3 separate regions of the Homo sapiens genome follow, and all the other regions are linked to region 2. Evidence: read pairs that join two places in POLR2A ChIA-PET (ENCODE). Cell type or tissue: OCI-LY7. All regions are shown on one strand.

Region 1 (5,000 bases), 190 kb after region 2:
GGTGAACTAATGAGCAGATGTTCATGAAGTGATACTTAACTGAGGTAAAGATTGCCGCTCTTAGATTATTAATGGAAGGAATAAAAAGAGGGAGGGACAAGAATCAGCTGAGACCACAGAAAAATATATGTAGCAATGTTCATTACGGCATTAGTTAAAATACGTAAGTAACTTAAATGTCCAACACAGGTTAAATAAATTATGGTGAATCTGTAGAGTGGACTATAATCCAGTCATCAAAATTGATTTGGAAGAATATTAAATGTTATAGGAAATGTCCCTGATAGAATAGTATTGTTCTAAATGCGTAAAAATATGTGTGTGTATGTGTGTAGAGAAAAGTCTGGGGAAATATATTAACTTTTAAATGGAGGTATTGGGTTATAAGTGACTTAGTTTTCTTTGTTCTCATATCTCTACAATAAACATATTTAATGTATCATTTTTTCCACGTTTTTGTTTTGAAGTACCTATAAATGCAGGACTGACAAGACCTGGTTTAAGAGCAAAAAGATCAAAACATTTCAGATATATGTTAGTTCCTGTTTGGCTTACAATATGACTTTCCCCAAAGTGAAGTTTTAGTCTTTATTAATGAAAATACAGTTAAAAAATGAAGAAGGCTGTAGTTCATTTATGCCCAGTTATAGGTACTGCACCTTTGGGTAAACTTGAGTTGTTCAAATGAACTTTTCAAAAAGACAGACCCAGTTGTCAGTTCAATTTAAATTTGTTGAGCAAATTTAAACAAATTGTTCAGATGAACAACATCACACATCATGTAAGTGTAACTGATCGTTTCTTTTCCGGAGAAGACATGGAGGGTGGGAGAGCATTGACATCTATTGTCAGATATTTAAAGTGGTGTCATTTGGAAGAGAAATTAGATTTAATGTATATTCTTGAAAAGATCTAGATCTAGTTTTAATGGAAAAAATGGGAGAAGAATACAGGAAAGCAAATTTTAGTTATTTCTTTTAATTAGAGTCCTATGCTCCCCTGCCCCTACGCCCCAAAGAATGACCTAGCTTTGGTAGAAGTAAAATTATTCCAGTTATAAAAATATTATAATTAACAGGATTTTTAAGACTTTTGTACAGAATCCTAGGTTCCTGTAAGTATACCATAGAAGTTCTGTGAATATTTAGAAGATATCTCAAAAATTAAATGTGAATAATTGAACTGTAATTTGAAAATAACATGTTCACTCACATGTTTCAAATACAAGTTTTAACATTTTGGAAATCATTAACGTGTTCATAAAGTACTGCTTAGTTAACTTGTTTTTGGTGCAGACCTCTGAATCAAATTTCTTCATGTCTGCTTCTTTTTTCTGAGTATAGGGCCAGTTATTTACCATTTATAGCTGTGTGAATCAGGATTTTTAATAATACTCTGTAACCAAAACAAAATACAAAAATTGGACACTGAGACTGATATAAAACTATATCATCTCTGTCCTCTGATTTCAAATTTTTATATTCATCAAAATAGGTTGCTTGTTTTCAGTGGTTGATTTATTCTAACATAATGCTGCTTTTATCTGTTTTATCTGTGGGAATCTCACCAGAAACTGTAAAAGGTATTCCACAGCTTAAAATTGTTTGAAGAAGTCTGATATGGACAATGGTCAATCCTGTCTATAGGACACATTTTGAAACTGCTCACTCCTCTTGATTTCTCTTGCCTTTGTTCAAGCCACCATCATTTCTCTTTCAGATAACCTCACAAACTTTCTAATCTGCTTCCCAGTTATCAGTTCTTTAATTGAGCAGCTAAGTGATCTTAAAAAACATAAATCAAATGATACCATGTCCTGGCTTAGAACTTTTATCTCTCCTCTTCAGCATCATTTCATACCCTTCCATTCTTTTCTAACACATAAACTTGCAGTGCTTTTTGCTGTCTCAGGACCTTTCACATTTTCTACCTGGGATGCTCTTAACCCCATTCTTCACCTTAGTAACTTTCATCTGTCATATTTAAGCTTATAGATTACCTCTTTAGAGGGTAGAAACTATAGTCACTTTAAGCACTCTGGGTTAGAAATAGGCACATAAACTGACCCTTTACACTTGTCAGTCCAGCTGACACGTTCAGAATTGGAGGAGGGAAGGGAATATTGCTTCATTTAGTGCAGCATCCTGTGGCATAGTAAGTCAATATTTTTGAAGAAACAGAAACTAGCTTCTGTTTTCAAAGCTTGAAGGAAAGTGAGGAGGGGATCTGTTACAAGACTATGTCTTCTCTCCACTGAACACCTAGTGCAAGTAATGTATTTAGTAGGTTTTGATTACTTATAAATATTTCACAAATTAATAAAATTAGACTGAAAAAGGTTAAATGACTTCACCAACATCCCACTGCAATTAAATGTCAGCACTAAACCAATTCTATTAAATCCTACAACTCTACAATGCTTAATAATTTGGCATTAATGAAGGAAAGAAAAAATTATTAGTGCAGAAGCTATAATCACAGAGAGAGTCATTTCTTCATCTTGCAGAATCTGTTTCTCAGAATACTTATACCCCATTGCAACTTTCTAGTAAAAGTCAGATGGAAAAATCAGTTACTCTTTAGCTGAGATAAAGGTGTGCCCCTGTATTTTGTTGACAAATATCTTGATGTGGTAGAAATAAAACTACAAACAGGGTAGGTGGATTGTATTCTTTTTATCTTTTTCTCATTAACTTAGTTGAGATTGTGTGCACCTTTAAATACCAGAAAATTCTAGCAGTAGCTTAAACAAATGAGGGAAGGGTGATTTTCTCACACAAGAAGTCCAGAAATAGGCAGTCCAGAACTGGTTCAGCTGCTTCCCCATTTTTAGAAGGTTGGCTTTTGCCTTCCTGCTTCTTATTTCATGGTCACAAGATGGTTATTATTTCTCCGAGCACTAGCTGTAAGGGGCAAGGTATAAAAGCATGAAGGGATATATATGCTGTCTTTGTTAGGTGGGGCCTCTGAGAAACTTTTTACAATAATCAGACTTCTTGTGTCTTAGTGGCCAGAACTGTATCACATGGTCACTTGCAGCTAGAAAATGACAAGGGAGACAATGCATGTCATGTTTCTTTCATTTAATATCTTTCAGCATGATAGTCTAGGTACCTAAAATTATAATAATGTACCTTTTAGATTTACATTGGTGCAGAAGCATACAGTGGAATTTAACCAAGTGGCGATGGCTAATTCAGATGGATCCGAAGCTATGCTGAACAGAGTGATGACAAAAGATAACATTGGTGTCGCTGTGGTATTAGAGGTCCACAAAGAACTATTTGGAGCAGGTGAGTGCAATGTAAAATATTCTTACTAAAAATAAACACCATCCCAAGTTTTTCCATCTCAAAACAAGTGAAGAGAATTTTGCCGTTATTTATTGCAAAGTTATTTTCTTTTGAGGAAAGTTAAGGGAGATGGGCAGGAAAATAGCACCATTGTGTAAAGCATCATATATTTGTTGGGATATTTTGTGCTCTCTATCACAGTCTTTTTTACTTACCAGATAATCTATGTAAAGTCTTTTTTAATATGCCATTAATCCCAAACAGTTCTTTTAAATAGGGAATATTTTGGTTAGGCTGAATTTAGAAATTATGATGACTTGGCCCTCTTTTTGAATTATATTTTTAGCTTGAGTGTGATTCTTTTGTCTTTAAGGTTAAGGACTTGGCACATTTCCTCTAGTTTCTTTGTTATATCTCAGTCATTGTCAGGGTAAGAGCAGGATCTTTTATCTACATGGTACTTACTTTAGCATTTTAGATTATTTATAGCTTCCTTCAGAGTCAGAAACTCATTATGTACTTCATACACAGACCTTTTTTATCCTTCTTACTGCCTGCCTTTGAGCATCTCACTGTTTACTAGTACATTTTAAGCAAGAAAGGAGTGAGACTACATCAGGGCTTTTTTTCCCCTGTACTTTTTGTAGAGGAAAAGATTATTTTGGACTAGAGTATTGATTTGAATTATTCAGACCATGCATATGTGTCAAACCTTCTTTTCTCACCATACTTCAATTTATTCCTTATCAAAGGTAATCTTTGATATGAAATTTTGGACTTTTTACTTTTCTTAGCCCCTCCGTTTTTATTTACCTTTATGTCCTTTACAATCTTATTCTTCCCAAAGTTTGGTACTTTTTTTTCTGATATTGTGGAGAATATCTTTTGGAGTTTTACTCCTCTTTTAATTTGCGGAAGAGTAATTCTAAATAGTAGAGACTTTTACGTTCTGAAATACATATCTCTTGTACTCATAGAAGGGGAATTTAGTAATATAGTGCTTATGGCTCTTTGAAGGGGAAAATTTTTAATATTGTGAATACTTAATCTATAGCTAAAAGTGACACTGTAAAACTGGGAAAAGAAGATCGCTTAGAAGATTTGGCTACAGACATTTATGATCAAATTGCTTTTAAGGTGACTATGTCAGATATAACAGATACTTCAGTTTCTTATTTTCTCAACATTGAAGATAATTATAGCTTGGTGAGACTGGAAAGAAACTTTAACAAACTAGTAGACTTAGAAAATTAGGTCTTTTCCCCCAAAGCTTATATTCCAATAGAAAAATTTGAGACGCTTCTATAGAAATTATAAAAGAAAAATTAAATTTGTATGTTTACGGATAGTCCAATGGTTTAAAGGTATGTAAAGTAAAAAGTGAGAGATCCCTCATGTCATTCATACTCTAGATTATAGCTCTTGTTGATTTCTCTATAGAGTTACTAACATACAGAATGTGAGTATATGTATTAATAGTTTTATATCTTGAATATTTTATGGACATCTGTCAGTAAATGTTAACTATGTTTAATTTTCAAAAATCTTAATGTATTCCATCTACCATTTGGAAAGTACTATGTTAATGTTTATTTTAACAGAATTAAAAAACATAGAATTATAGGAATAAAAAAAAAACCTTAGAGATATTCTAGTTGAATATTTCACTTCCCAAAAGAATCTGGTTAAATTACTGACCCAAAACTA
Region 2 (5,000 bases):
AAACTACAGTAAGTGCTTCTATATTTATGAAACTCTACCCAACTGGATTCAGCCATAAAAGTCTGCTAATTGCTACTAGAAAACACACACACACACACACATATATATATATATAACATGGATCTGATTTTACAGGTTCTTGAATATATATATTTTATAGGTTCTTGAATATATATAATAGGTCATGAGAGTTATGTAATTTATTATGGTATTAAATGTTATGAAAGGCTAAAAAAAGCAAATAAACACATTTTAAATTTTTCTTTAAACTATAGCCATGCCCTATTTTGTTGATAAATACTTCTTATGACAAGTCCTAATATACCGTATTTTATAGCTTAAGTAATTTTTTCCTAGTGGAAAGTTCCATTCTTTGATTACCACTCTCAGCAAATGAAAGAAACCTCAACTACAATGCTATCACTTTTCTTTGTTTTTGAAATATGTGAGGTAGTCAATATTAACAAAAGTGAAAGGAAAGAACATTTTAGTTTTTGACAAACAGAAAGGTATTATATATACCTCTGTAAAATGGGATAGTCAACATTTATAGAAAATTAGAAAGAACTCTTATCTTATAATGAAGAACAAGTGAAGAAAACCCAGCAACAATGTAAGTGGCCTTCGATTACACTTAGAAGTGTTCTGGAGAAGCAGGCTGAAGGCCAAGTATTTTAAATCATGCAAGAAATCTAACAGTGAAAAAAAAACAAAGCAAGTTCTGAGAGCCTCACAGCTAATATAAAATGGATTTGTGGTATGTTATAAAATACTAACAGTCACCCTTTGAAAATTACTTCAAAGTCTCTATTCTGACAGGTTAATGCTACAGTATTTGGACACGTTTTAACTTTCTTGAGTAACATCAAACTATACACCTGCCTAAATATTTTTATAATAAATAGAGGACAAGACAGTTAATTCTGTCATTTTGTGAAATTCCAACAATTCCAGCGATATTACTCCACTTTTAAAAGTTTAGTTTCACATTGGTTAAATTTTGTAGACAAAAGCTCTCCCACTGATTCACTATATAATTTGAAATGTTGTTTAATAATTTCTAATTGATCTTAAATTAGAAAATTTTGTTTATTCATACATATATATATATTCATCCAACAATTATTTATTGAGTACCTGCTATATGTCAGGCACTCTTCTAGGAGTTGGGGATATAACAACAACAAAAAAATTCTTGCCTTCTATTTTCTTATTCCTTTAGGTTTCCTGGTTCTTCCTCAGGTATGGCAAAACCTTAATTTCTCCCCAAATCTCTCCCCTCTTCTTTTAATAAAGTTTAGCCAGGTATATGATCACATGATCACCCACCTAGATGCTACAAAACACAGACCTTGAGCTAAGCCGTATGACTAAGCTATGGACCATGGGATGGGGCAAAAGTGATGAGAGCAATAGCTCACATGCTTGTAAGAAATTGCTTATTCTGTATCTCCTCTTGCCTCTTTCACACAGGCTACAATTCAGACATAGTAGTCAGCAAGCTTCAACCACATAGAAAAAAAAACCCTAGAAGACTGCAACAACAAAAAAGAGGTGGGGTGGAAACCTTGATCCCTGGATAATCCTGTGGAGCGAAGAAGCCCTGAGCTGAAAACCAATTTAAACTTGGGAGAAAATTAACTTTCTATCAAAGTTAAATCACTGTTATTTGGTTTCTTTAAAACAGTTGAATCAATAATGTGTGGTCCACTGATCATCATGCATGTTATTTTGAAATACGAACGACCCTTTATCTACCTGGTATATATTTTCGAACTCCTCCTAGAACCCATCCTTGACCTACTTGTTCCATTGCTACTCCAAACAATCATTGCTACTTTTCTGTAACTTCTATATCATGTATATATATAAACACATACCTTTTTTTTTTTTTTTTGAGATGAAGTCTCGCTCTGTTGCCCAGGCTGGAGTGCAGTGGCGCATCTCGGCTCACTGCAACCTCCGCCTCCCAGGTTAAAGCAGTTCACCTGCCTCAGCCTCCCAGGTAGCTGGGACTACAGCATGCACCACCATGCCTGGCTAATTTTTGTATTTTTAGTAGAGAAGGGATTTCACCTTGTTGGCCGGGCTGGTTTCAAACTCCTGACCTCAGGTGATCTGCCCACCTCAGCTTCCGAAAGTGCTGGGATCACAGGTGTGAGCCACTGCACCCAGCCCAATATACACATTTCTATTATTATACTCACCACATTTTCCTGTACTTTATTTACATATCTATCTCGCCTACGAGAAGTATTTTTCTTGAGGAAAAAAGGTCATAATCTTTTTGTATCACCAGCATTGTGTCTGGATCAGAGCCAGTATTTTTACATATTTGTTAAAGAGAATTTACATATTAAGTTGGTTGTTTTCTGTTTTTTTTTATGCTTAGATTCTAAATGAGCTAACGATAATTTTACCTGATCAGAAAATAAAGCTTAAGAAAAGTCAAAAAATAAGGATAATTTTTTAAATACATAGGATACATTAAAAATCCCTACTGTATCATGGGTCAGAAAAACCGGTCCCCTTTTCTACTGGATAGAAAAGGCTTTCTTTTCAGTAGTTAGCAAATGCCAGGCAATCTCAGTGTTTGTGAACACTTCAATTTTACAATCAACTTTTAATGATCATGGCTCTTGTCAATTTTATTTACCAGGCACTTGTAAACAGAGCAGGTGATGGTAGGGGTGAGTCAGAAACGGTCTATGGTAAAAGGAGTCAATAGGAGACTGCATACACAAAAAAGAGAGTTGTGGAGAATAAGAGTGGGGCTAGGAATATGAAAATAAAGGAAATAAGAATGGTGGACAGATGAGGAAATTCAGAATCTTAAGGGGTAAAAGAGAATAACACTGTAACCAAAGAAACAATGATAATGTTCACACTGAAATTTTTAAGCTGTTAAAAGTACACATGTGCTCACACTCACACCTATATCAACTTTCAAACTGACAAAATGTTTAAGTGTGATAATACCCAATGCTAGTGAGGGTATAAAGATACAAGTACTTTAACACACTGTTGGATAATGATAAATTAGTATAAACATTTTAGAAAGTAATTTGGGAATTCATATAATAAAATTTTCAACATATACTCTATTTCTATAAATTTACCTTATGGATATACTTAGAGAATTTTGGCAATATTTCTTTGTGAAATTTTCATTAAGTATCATTTGCAATAGCAAAAATCGGGACACAAACTAAAGGCCCATCAATAAGGAACTGATTATGGTATATGATAGAATACAACTCTATGCAGGCCTTAAAAAGAATGTGGCAGATCTCTTTGCATCTTTGATGACATTCATACTATATATTTGAAGACATCCATGCTACACTTTTATCCACAGAAAAGAAAGCTACAGAATAGTATGTGTGGCATAATATAATTAAATGAATTTTATAAGGGTGCCTAGGTTTATGCCTTAATATTTCTGGAAGAACAAAAATAAAACTGTAAATAGAAATTCCACAAGAAAACAATTGCAGGGAAAGGGGCTCTGGTGTTTCTTTATATGCATTTGTAAATTAACTTAACCATGTACATATATTAATTAAAAGTTTTTTAAGTTCCACAAGAAAACTATTGCAGGGAAATGGGTTCTAGTGTTTCTTAATATGCTTTTGTGAATTATTTGAATTTAACCATGTATGTATATTAATTTGAAATTTTTTAAATGTCAAAAGTTATCTGGATAGCAGAATTATGACTATATTATTTTCTATATAGCAAACTCAGATAAATCCTTTTAAAATTATTTAATTACTATCTGAAATTAAACTGCTATTTAGAATATAAACATTGGCCAGGTACATATGTCTCAAATTCATTTTTTGAGAATCTGCCTTAGTTTCATTTCTATGTCATGGAAAGAGCCATTGGGGGAAAAAGGTTGAAGAAATGTACTTTTTCTCCTCTGTAGCTCTTTATTTTCAGTTTTATGCTCTAAGACTTTTCCCTTTTATCTGATCTCTTGGCAGCTTGCTTTTATCCCAACCAATTATGCTTCATGCTATGAGAGAAAATAAATGGTGTCTATGTGATAGCAATATAACTGATTAAAAAATAACATATTCCAATAACTTGTTTTGTCTTCATGATGTTCAACGTATCATCTTATGACATTTTCACTGATATGAGCATTTGATTTGATAGCATAAGACATAACCAATTTCATGACTATGTAAGTTACAGATACAAATGGTAGGAAATATTAAGAACAAAACTAAGGCCGGGGCAGTGGCTTGTGCCTGTAATCCCATAACTTTGCAAGGCTGAGGTGGGCAGATCACTTGGGCCCAGGAGTTGGAGACCAGCCTAGGCAACATGGCAAAACCCGTCTCTACAAAAAATACAAAAATTAGCTGGGCATGGTGGCGCACACCTGTAGTCCCAGCTACTGGGTTAAGGAGCTGAGATGGGAGGATCACTTGAGCCTGGCAGGGAGCTGAGATCAAGCCACTGTACTCCAGCTTGGGTGATACAGTAAGACCCTATCTAAAAAACAAGCAAAGAGAAGCGAAAAAAACTAATTTACCTGCAAGTACTGCTGACAAATGTTAGATACTGGCTGACTGTAAGAGCATTAGTATACACAGTTTGGATATACAAAGGCAGTAGTGGCTGAGTTCTAATATCCAAGATACTAATCCTCAAGTTAAATAATTAAGAAAGATCATTCAACTGACCATATTTAGCACATTGATACAGAAGGAAAACTATAAACTACTCAAGATCAATTCCGTATTACATCAATACTAGAAATGGATCTTGAAATGCAGAATCGTAACACAGAACATCAAGATGATTTAACTACAGTGAGAGTCTCTCCTGTACAGGTAAGTAGACACACAAAACTAATCCATTTCACTCTCCCAAAAAACATCTTTCTAGATCAGAAGTCAGCAAATCAAGAGCCAGATAGTGAATTATTTAGGCTTTGCAGGCCATATCCAGTCTCTGTAGCTATCCTTTATTTTTTACAACCTTTA
Region 3 (5,000 bases), 910 kb before region 2:
TTGTTTTGTTTTTACAGTAATGGCAGAACTGAACAGTGGTGGAAGCCCCTGTGTTTGAGGTTTTTTTACTGACTCACAGGCAGTAATCAATGGCCTGGCCACACAACCTATGGAAATTTGAGGGGTGCATTAAAGTAGAACAAGTCAGTGCCCATCAGAAGAACTCCCTTCCAGATTGGGAAGGTCACTGGAATCAGCAAGCAGGTGTGCTATGTGTCTATGAGCACACATAGGGGTACTGCAGCAGTGCAGACATAGGATGAATAAAGACATGTTCCTTTTGCACCCTCACAGGCACGTAATGCCAGTGAGAACTGTTCTAAGTGTCAGCAAGACAGACAGAGACTACCAATGGCTATGGATGAGATTCCCTGATAGGAAGACCCTGAACATAGCTGGCAAGTGAGACTGATGCTGGTAGCCCTCAGGGGGCTACGAATAGGTCTTGAGAGGAATAGACATTGACTCTGGACCGGGCTTTGCTTATGCAATGGAATACAAAAATGCTCAGAGTGCCATAAAAAAAAAAAGAAAGAAAGATAAGACAGTGTATGGAGTTAGAGGGCCAACTATCATTTCTTCAGACCAAGGAACACAATGTACAGTCCATAATGTTCAACAATGGGGCAGAGAAAGGTTCTCCACAGAGTAATAGTTTGATATAGAAGTAGAATAGGCAACTGAAACATTGGTCTAAAATGGGGAGATAAAAACTGTAACCATAACTTTTGTATGCACTGGGAAGCCAAAAAAACTGTGTGACTTGCTTTCTTGCAACATTCACTTTATTGCAGTGGTCTGGAACCAAACTCATATCTTCAGGGTATGCCTATACAGGGATACAGTTGAGAAGGCACACAAAGAAGGCTCCAGCAGTATTTGTAGGGTTTAATTTCTTAAGCTGGATGATGAACAAGCTTGGTGTTTACTATATAACTCAGTAAATATTTCTATCCTGAAAATACTCCACAATTAAAAAGTATTTAAGAAAAAAAAAAGAAAGAAAGCAGAGTAGCTTTAAAGTATACAGGATGATGTGTGTAGGTTACATGCAAATACTACATTTTACATACGGGCCTCGAGCATTCTCAGATTTGAGCATCTGCAGAGTTTAGTATCCGTAGTGGGTCCTAGAACCAAATCGCCATAGAAGACTAAGGGACAACTATACTGCAAATTACCAGATTATCTTCTAATTTAATGATCTTCAAAGATTATTATAAATAAGCAGCTTGCCTAAAAGCTGGTTAATGTTATAGAAAACAAAACAGGCCAGGCACGGTGGCTCACACCTGTAATCCCAACAGTTTGGGAGGCCAAGGCAAGCAGATCACTTGAGGTCAGGAGTTCAAGACCAGCCTGCCCAACATGGTGAAACCCTGTCTCTACTAAAAATACAAAAAATTAGCCAGGTATGGTGATGGACACCTGTAATCCTGGCTACTTGGGAGTCTGAGGCATGAGAATTGCTTGAACCTGGGAGGTGGAGGTTGCAGCGAGCTGAGATCACGCCACTGCGCTCCAGCCTGGGCGTGCCACTCCACTGCACTCCATCCCAAGAAAAATAAAAAATAAAAACTTGCAAAATTTCTGAAAGAGAACTACTCCTTCACTTACCATAATTGTAATTTCCCTTTTACAAACATTGAGGTCTGGCATGTTATTGACATACATTCGCTTCAATGCACATCGGATTCCACCGTGAGTACGCACGAGGAAAACTGTGGAGAATCCACCTAGAAAAACAAAGCACCAATTAATTTAAAAGAAACAAAAACAAATGCCAAAATCATGTAATATAATCATAGAGCATATTGGAGGAAAATAAACAATGATTGTACCCAAGACAAAAACAAGTGCAATAAGCTACTAGTAGATTAAATGCCAAAACACTGGCTTCCTAAGTCAATCATGAAGTAGTACTTAGAGGAAAATATGCTTCTCGAATGAAGACGCTTCTCTCTTAAAGGCTAAAATTTCACCTTTTGCACTAGAATACCTTTTATGTAGTATAGTGAAAAATGTCACAATTATGTTACTAAAGTTTGGTATATACAAGTGACTGCCTACATATCAGAATCTCCCTCTTGGATGACAAAACACTGACGTTATTCAACATGAGACATCAATGGGATCAGATAGGTGCTTCCCTCCTCCAGTTCCAGAAGATGAACCAATATTATTCTAAGCCCATCACAGGAATCTCATTTCCCCTTATCAGTAACTGATTTAGGATTGGGTATGTAACTAGTTCTTGCTAATTGAACATGTAAAGTCAGCCCGAGTTGCAGGGAATGATTTTCCATAGATAAAAGACTGGTAGAGAAGGCCCTGCTCTTTTGCTTTTTGATTTTGTTGCCTATGATGTTTAGCCCTAATGCAGTCATCTATGGCCATAATGGAACAAAGAATCAGAAAGAAAATGATCCAAAACACAGACATTTGGCCTACTGAATCAGCCAACTCTGGAACCACCTCCCTCTAGAACTCATACAGTAAATGTCTTCATTACTTAAGCCATGGTTTATATGGAAATTCTGTTTTTTGGGTTTTTTTGTTTTTGTTTTTGAGATGGAGTTTCACTCTTGTTGCCCAGGCTGGAGTACAGTGGCACAATCTCGGCTCACCGCAACCTCCGCCTCCCAGGTTCAAGCAACTTTCCTGCCTCAGCCTCCCAAGTCGCTGGGACTATAGGCGCCTGCCACCACACCTGGCTAATTTTTTGTATTTTCAGTAGAGACGAGGCTTCACTATGTTGGCCAGGCTGCTGGTCTCGAATTCCTGATTTCATGATCCGCCCGCCTTGTCCCCCCAAAGTGCTGGGATTACAGGTGTGAGCCACAGTGCCTGGCTGGGAATTCTGTTAACTGCAGCTGAGAAAGCATCTTATCTGAAGCACTAGGTAGGTATTCTAAAGAACAATTCTGTCACATCTAAACAAAGATTTCTACATGAAGTTTTTAAAATTTATCTTGACACAGAATATGCTATAGCTCAATTACTTTTTTTAAAATGGTATGTCACTTGCATTAATTTAATAGCCTTTAAAAAGCAGCATCCTGAGCAATAATAAGTCACCTGCACTCAGATCAATACAGAGTTGTAAAAGGAAAAAAACTATTAGGAATACATAATAGGGGAAAAGAGTTCTGATATGATTTGGCTGTGTCCCCACTGAAATCTCATTTTGAATTGTAATAATCCCCACGTCAAGGGCAGAGCCTGGTGGAGATAATTGAAACATGGGGGCAGATTCCCTCAGACTGTTCTTGTGGTAGTGAATAACTCTCACAAGATCTAATGGTTTTATAAATGGGATTTGCCCTGCATAAGCTCTCTTGCCTGCCACCATGTAAGTTGTAACTCTGCTCCTCATTCACCTTCTGCCATGATTGTGAGGCCTCCCCAGCCACATGGAACTGTCAGTTAATTAAATCTCTTTCCTTTATAAATTACCCAGTTGTGGGTATGCCTTTATTAGCAGCATGAGAACAGACTAATACAAGCTCCTAGGAAACTCCAGAATCAGTACATACTCTTTCCAGATTCTCTACAACTTCCATTTCCAGTTATAAGAAACTGCACAACTTCCCTTTTATAGATCTGGATTTCCACATGTATAGTGTTAGGGAAATCAAATCAACCACCCCACAAGGCAGTTCTAGGAATAAATCAGATGATGATGATGTTTGGGAAAGGTACTTTACGTAAAATCTCTAACAATGCAGGGCATTACTTTAAAAGAAACTCACTTAGCACTAATTTCATATGTAAACATTAACAAGCCAGAAAGTAGAAGACCTAATAGAAAGGGCCACTTAAACTACCATAATTTTATTTGGTTACAAAAACTAAGGAAAATGTGGAAAGAAAGAATTTATCTAGATAAAGAGGCAGTATGAGTACAGCTGAGAGAAATCATTTAAATAGCATTTGTTTTGAGACATTTATCTATCTAGGTCTAGATTATTCCTCTATAACAATGCTTTCCCAAACATAGCTTTGCATCAGAATTGCCTGAGGTGGTCTGTGTATGAATTTATCTTGAACAGTTTCCAAATTCTGGCCCCAAGTCTGAATCAGTAGGCCTATAATGGGGCCCCATTTATATATTTATACAGATATACAGACATAACTATATAACTATATATATATATACACCTATATATATACCTACATATATACCTATATATAACTATATATAACTATATAACTATATATAACTATATATATAACCATATATATAACTATATATATAACTATATATAACTATATATACAAAACTATATATATATATGAGAGAGAGAGCACTAAAAATCTCCCTACTTGTTATACTATTTTACTCTTGTATATGTTTTAAATTGTTTATTAGATGGAAGAGGGAAAAGAGTTCCCCCAAATGGTTCTGATGCACAACCAAGTTATGTAGTCACTGAAGTAAGTTCCCAGAGGAACCATGGATCCTATATACCTATTCTTACTCACCCACAGAGCAATGTGATTTTATCCCTATGAATTACAGAAATGAGAAAAACAAGTATCAAGTAGGTTTTCTTCATAAAAACCATTCCCAAAATCAAAGTTTTCCAATTCTACTAACCCTAATTTAGACAGATCTTATCAAATGTTAAGTTTTCTGAACACAGAAGATACGTTGAACTTCAAGAAAGAAATTCTACCTAAACATGGTAAACAGTGATCGTTAATTGTATCTGCTTTGAGAATAAAATGTAATAAATGTTTATGTTTTCCCCAGTACTATCTTTTCAATAATTTTCTGATAAGCTAATATTATTTCTGTTTGAAGAATGCACTTACAGGGAGGTAACTAGTTAGGACACTATAGTAGTCCAAGAGAGGGGTGTAATACTTGCCACCAATCTATAGCTTATCAAATTCTTAAGTATTTATTTTTCCTCACAGAACTCTTTCATGACCAACCCAATTTCACGTTCATCACTCACTCAGGTACTTCTATCTAGAATTTGACTATATTATCA

What was found. ChIA-PET counts read pairs that join two places held together with the same protein. Peaks named below come from ENCODE experiments on the same cell type or tissue, not always from the same donor. Only the 100,000 strongest peaks of a DNase experiment are listed, where the experiment ranks them.
Region 1: POLR2A ChIA-PET joins it to region 2 with 7 read pairs; 2 of 35 experiments call an interaction of 5 or more read pairs at or near these places.
Region 3: POLR2A ChIA-PET joins it to region 2 with 6 read pairs; 2 of 35 experiments call an interaction of 5 or more read pairs at or near these places.

Annotation. Positions count from the first base shown.
Region 1 is chr4:77,729,680-77,734,679 of GRCh38, reverse strand. It overlaps CNOT6L (CCR4-NOT transcription complex subunit 6 like), which reads left to right. Exons shown (of 12, transcript NM_144571.3): 9 at 3,142-3,293. Among named protein-coding and RNA genes, the nearest start is that of CNOT6L, 87 kb to the left of the region's middle. In OCI-LY7, no CTCF peak of the experiment used is centred here; a DNase peak (open chromatin) is centred at 2,829; H3K4me3 peaks cover 451 bases; H3K27ac peaks cover 518 bases.
Region 2 is chr4:77,914,951-77,919,950 of GRCh38, reverse strand. All of the region lies in intron 7 of MRPL1 (mitochondrial ribosomal protein L1), which reads right to left. LOC102724916 (a long non-coding RNA gene) reads left to right here. Exons shown (of 4, transcript XR_001741744.2): 4 at 1,474-1,552. Among named protein-coding and RNA genes, the nearest start is that of MRPL1, 55 kb to the right of the region's middle. In OCI-LY7, no CTCF peak of the experiment used is centred here; a DNase peak (open chromatin) is centred at 2,190; H3K4me3 peaks cover 1,589 bases; H3K27ac peaks cover 1,908 bases.
Region 3 is chr4:78,822,773-78,827,772 of GRCh38, reverse strand. It overlaps BMP2K (BMP2 inducible kinase), which reads right to left. Exons shown (of 16, transcript NM_198892.2): 2 at 1,618-1,736. All of the region lies in intron 1 of LOC105377299 (a long non-coding RNA gene), which reads left to right. Among named protein-coding and RNA genes, the nearest start is that of BMP2K, 49 kb to the right of the region's middle. In OCI-LY7, no CTCF peak of the experiment used is centred here; no DNase peak of the experiment used is centred here.